2 separate regions of the Homo sapiens genome follow, and region 1 is linked to region 2. A link is a contact called in ENCODE Hi-C or POLR2A ChIA-PET data. All regions are on one chromosome and are shown on one strand. The core of a region is the stretch at or near the end of the contact, and the rest is flanking DNA. Distances in the headings are between cores, read along the strand shown.

Region 1 (2,700 bases), core at 189-2,688, 96 kb after region 2:
TGTGGATGAGCCTTGAGATGACTGCAACCCAGCCTTCAAGCCACTCCAGCTGACACACACTGAAACAATGACAAGCTGTCCCATCTGAGCCCTGCCCAAACTGCAGATTCATGAGTAAATACATGGTGTCATTTCAAGCCACTAATATTTGGATTGGTTTGTTATACAGCATTGGAAAACCAGAATACTATCTTATGTATTTCTTCTTAAAATACTGGATAGCACATTTAAAAGATACTTAGTAGAATGAACAAAGTAGCATTCTCTAATAAAGTATCAAAACTCCTTAAAGCTGAGAAACTTTTAGGCAACAAATTGGTCCTATTTATTTCAACCAAAATGTACAAACCTCAATTTCCATTCTGGAGAATAACTTTACTTTCAATGCTGAATTTCAGAGAAGAGCCAAGACATCAGGAGTCAAAATGACCTTTGGTAAAAATGGCAGATATTCAGATAACTTGGGATGTGGCAATATGAAAAAATGCAGAGTTAGACTTCTGTCAGAAGCCTGTATTTACAGGATACAAAACCCACATTCTAGTCGCCTGTGATGCCAAGCAGCATAGTTCCCTTCTGGTCTCTTTGCCACTGAAAAAGGAATCCAGCTTGCTGTTCAGCATACCCATTCAAAATCCTTCCATGTCACATTTCAGAGCCAATTACTTGGATTCAGGTTCAGCCTTTTTGTAGTAAAAGGAATTTATTTTCCAATAAATTGGCTTCCTTCCAATTCATATCCTGTACTATGCAGTGCCCAAGAGGGTGCCACATCTGGTCAAGCAAAGTGTGTCAAGATAGCAGTAACTTAGGAGGGAGAGGGAACTTAACTAATAATATAATCAATATCCTGTGAAAAATAATAAACTGAAGAGTTTAGCTTCAATGTTCTGTAAGTTTGTCTGACATTTTGGTAAACACACTCTTAACTGAGCTTTCCAGTCAAAAAAGAATTCCTGACCTTCATATGTGACAAAATCCTGAAATACTTTGTTCATACATCGTGTTAGGAAGACTTTTAGATTTGTGTATAAGTTAGGAAGCTTTTGATCTCAAGGAGTAGAAAATCCTATTTGAATTGTTTTAAATAAAACAAATACATCAGTTTATATAACTGGAGAAACAAGGGTAAGAGAAGCTTCAGGTCTGGCTAATCCAGAAACTTAGAGAGATCATCAGAGATCCAGATTCTTTGCATGTCTCTGCTCTGCTGCCTAGAATATCAGCTACATCCCGTGGCTTGCTGTAGGACAGCAGTCAGGAAACTATGCCCATCCTCGTTCAGTTCTGCAGAGTAAAGAAAAAGCCTATCCCCACACAATAAGCCTGAATCCTTGTCATCTGCCCAATATGTCAGCTAAAGTCATGTGCCTAACTGGGATGCCATTGCTCAACAGCCTGGCGTGGGCTCACAAAGCCATCTCTGGCAAGAGAGGCCAGATTATCTGATAGACATAGAGCCACTGAGCCAATCATCCAGCACACACGTGCTGCACAAGGGGAAACAGACCCAGTGGATTCAAGAGACCAACCTGCCAGTCCACAAAAATTCGTTATTTACTAAAGTCCTATTTGATCAATTAGAAAAAAATGAATTCCTCCATTTCCAAGTGGATTTTGTTCTGAAGTTCCTGTCCCTCACCTTGCCCCGTTAGCTTTTATCTTGAAGTATGAATAGGGCATAGGAGGCATAGAATGCATTTTCCCAGTGAAGAAATATATTTGCCATGTGCCCAAATTAACTCTTGGTATATTTAAACCATTTATAGTGGAAGTATTTAAGCTGGGAATGCACTTTTCCCTCCTTTCCCAGTAAACCAGAAAAAGTAGAAACCTATCTACAGACCACCATGCCCTGGCAGAGGCAAGGAATTCCCCACAAGCAACCCCCAGCAAGAGCAGCAAAAATACTAAGAATAAAATCTTCTACAGTAGCAGTAGCTTGGATGGCAGGAATGTGAGCTTCCCTATACAAAGGCCATCTGTGCTTACAGAACACTGGTGAGTCACTAACATAAACGTGTTTCATCGGATATTTTCTTGACTCCTCTCAAAAAAGAACACCCTATTAACTAATTTTTTTAGTACAATGTTATAATATCCTAACGATGTGGATGACTCCTTTTAAGTCAGTTCCGTGTTTTTCTTAGTAAAATTTTACTTTTATTCATTCTCTTGAACAGTTTTGTTCCCTTCAGGAACTCAGAAATACCCAGTATAATGAAAACCTTGTTTAATAACCTAATGATGATGTTTATGAGGATACTGATGACAGTAAACTGAGCTACCCTTTACAAGGTCCACTCCTCTGTATAATCATCACAACAGCTGGCTGGAGTAGGTGTTACTGGCCCCCGTTCACACACATGGAAATTCAGGCTCCAGGCACTTTGGTAATATGCCCAAGCTCACGTGATTAGAACATAGTGGAAACAGGATTCCAGCACAGCAGATATGAATCCAAAAATCCAAGCACAGAAAATTTCAACTAATATAACTTGCAAATACTTGATTAAATTGAGTCAAATTATCTTACTTTTTTTTCAACTTTGACCCCTTCCCATCTTTCCCTCACCCCGTACATTACTCACGGTATTTTAAGAAGGGAAGAAAAATTATATCCCAAGAAAAATGTTGCCCTCTGCCTTCTTCTCTCTGGCTCTGAAATAGTAACCGTGGTGCCCACCAAGGTTTCTCAAA
Region 2 (2,700 bases), core at 104-2,603:
AAAATTGAAAGAAAACTCACAGAATGGGAGAATATATTTACAAAAATCATTTATCCCATAAGGGGCTTGTATGCAGAATATATAAACAACTCATAATTAAATAATAAAAAGACAAATAACCTAGTTTAAAAATAGGCAAAGAAATTGAATAGGCATTTCTTGAAAGAAAATATATGAATGGTCAAAAAGCATTTGAAAGATTCTTATTAGTCATCAGAGAAATCGAAATCAAAACCACAGTGAAATCTAAGTTCAGCTCTCTAGGATAGCTAGACTCAAAAAGTGAGATAATAGCAAGTGTGTGTGAGGGACATGGAGAAACTGTATCCCTCATATATCACTGGTGGGAGTGTCAAGGGGTGCAGATATTTTGGTAGTTCGTCAGATGGTGAAACATACAGTTACCACATGACTCAGTAATTCCTCAAGAGAGAGAAAAACATGTATCTACACAAAAATTTGTACATGAACGTTTATAATAGGGGTCCCCAATCCCTGGGCTGCAGGCCAGTAAAGGTCATTTGTGGCCGGTTAGGAACCCAACTGCATGGCAGGAGGTGAGACCTGGGTGAGCTCTGCCTCCTATCAGATCAGTGCTGGCATTAGATTCTCATAGGAGAGTGAGGCCTATTGTGAACTGTGCCTGCGAGGGATCTAGGTTGCCTGCTCCTTATGAGAATCTAACTAATGCCTGATGATCTGAAGTGGAACAGGTTCATCCTGAAACCCTTCCCTCCTCACCAATTTTTTCATGGAAAAATAGTCTTCCATAAAACTGGTCTCTGGTGCCAAAAAGGTTGGGGACCGCTGGTTTATAACATTATTCATAATAGTGAAAAGGTACCTATCAACTAATATTTGGATAAGCAAAATGTGGTCTATCCATACAATAAAATGTTATTTGGCCCTAAAGGGAAATGAAGTATTGATGCATGCTTTCAGATGGATGAACCTCGAAAACCGCATCTGAGTAAAAGAAGTCAATCACCAAAGGGGCCACGTATTACACAATTTCATTTGTATGAAAGGCCCAGAGTAGGCAAATTAATAGAGACAGAAAATAATTAGTGGTGTTTCAGTATTAATGGTTGTGGGGTATACTGGGAATGATACCTAAAGGATGTGATGTTTATTTTTAAGGTGATGAAAATGCTTTAAATTTTTTTGTGGTGATCGTTGCACAGATCTGTGAATATACTAAAGTTCCATTGAATTGTATAGTTTAAATGAGTTGTCTGTATGGTATGTGAATTGTATCTTTATGACTTTTTTTTTTCTTTTTTGAGACAAGGTCTCACCCTTTCACCCAGGCTGGAGGATAGTGGCATGATTAGAGTTCACTGCAGTTTTGACTTCCCAGGCTCAAGTGATCCTCCCACCTCAGCCCCCAAGTAGCTAAGACTACAGGCGCATGACACCATGCCCAACTAATTTTTGTAGAGGTGGGGTTTTGCCATGTTGCAAAGACTGGTTTTGAACTCCTGGGCTCAAACAATCCTCCCGCCTCGGCCTCTCAACTTGCTGGGATTACAGGTGTGAGCAACCATGCCTGGCCTGAAGTTGTTTTTAAAAAATAAAAATAAATACTTCCCAAACACAAAGCACCATAAGGCACTATAAGAAATCAAAATGTTATATAGTTCCATCCTTCATATTTGGCCATCTAAACTTCTAAGAAGATTAGAAAAGTAGGGCAAAGTCAAGGCATCAATTTTCACACTGTAAAAGTGTCAGGCCTGTGAGTTAAATCTGTAGTCTTTGCAATTCCCTGCCTGGAGGAAACTTAGAGATAAACATCTTAAAGGATACCTTCAAAATGACTACAGATTGCTTTAAGTCTAATGCATAGATGTGCAAAGGAGTTCATGGCATGAAAACGAAAGCATATATAAATCGAATCAAATAAATAATGAGAAACTTGAAGATAAAAAGAGAGCCAAGAATGGAAAGTGGCCAGTCAATGCTGGCCTGGAAAAGACTACTTTTAAAATGGGAGGACAGAAGCACAAATGAATGAATGGACAATTACGTGCACTGATTAATAAAACAAAGCCGTGGCCATGCATCGCCTCAGCACTGAAAAGCGTCATTGGAATTCCTGAAAAGATGGATTTGTAAGCATTCAAGAGGATGGAATTCAGATGAAGAGGCCTGAGGTACACTTTCCTGGTAAAGGAACAGAGGCATTGACAATAGCCAGCTTATCTTTACAGCTCAATTGTAATAGAGAAAGTACTGTCACCAGCAAGCTGATAAAGCCCAGCAGAAGCTACATGATTGATTTCTACCAAACACATAGGATGCAGTTTTCTTACTTTTACAAAATTCTGTTCACTAAGTTCTATCACAAATTTCTAATTTTCAATAACAATACCCTGAACTTTAGATTTATCCAAGGACCATTACAGATTTTATTTTTACTTAAAAGTTTTGTTGTTAAATTTTTAAAGAATGAATGCCCTTAGATTTTAAACAGGATAGAAATTTAACCTTTAGTCCTACAGAGTTTCGAAAAACAATGATGCTAACCTTATTTTTTTCACTTTTACTAAATTAAAGCTAACTGATTACGTTGAAAAAGAAAAACACATCAAAATGTTAAACTTTCAAAAGCTGCTCATCTATATACTAGCTGATGGACTTTTAAAAAAGACTTAGCCAGTAGCATTTCAATCTCAAAATTATTTAAGCTTTTTAAAT

Evidence for each region. A loop is a pair of places that touch in the nucleus more often than their neighbours do. ChIA-PET counts read pairs that join two places held with the same protein, here RNA polymerase II (POLR2A). Pooled maps may share reads with other maps.
Region 1: a loop to region 2 is called in a pooled map, with 3 times the contacts of the local background. The contact joins two enhancer-like sites. A Hi-C loop is called at or near these places in 1 of 168 maps with a recorded cell type or tissue (Caco-2), 1 of 37 single-sample maps with no recorded cell type and 6 of 50 pooled maps. POLR2A ChIA-PET finds 5 or more read pairs at or near these places in 3 of 52 experiments (H1, OCI-LY7 and Panc1).

The regions. Positions count from the first base shown.
Region 1 is chr11:100,830,834-100,833,533 of GRCh38, reverse strand. The region is part of intron 3 of ARHGAP42 (Rho GTPase activating protein 42); the gene reads right to left. Among named protein-coding and RNA genes, the nearest start is that of SNORD13I, 100 kb to the left of the region's middle. Within about 2 kb of position 1,438, at least 6 of the 41 ENCODE cell types and tissues checked have a DNase peak (open chromatin) inside an H3K27ac peak, as active enhancers do.
Region 2 is chr11:100,927,169-100,929,868 of GRCh38, reverse strand. All of the region lies in intron 6 of ARHGAP42 (Rho GTPase activating protein 42), which reads right to left. Among named protein-coding and RNA genes, the nearest start is that of SNORD13I, 5.8 kb to the left of the region's middle. Within about 2 kb of position 1,353, at least 2 of the 41 ENCODE cell types and tissues checked have a DNase peak (open chromatin) inside an H3K27ac peak, as active enhancers do.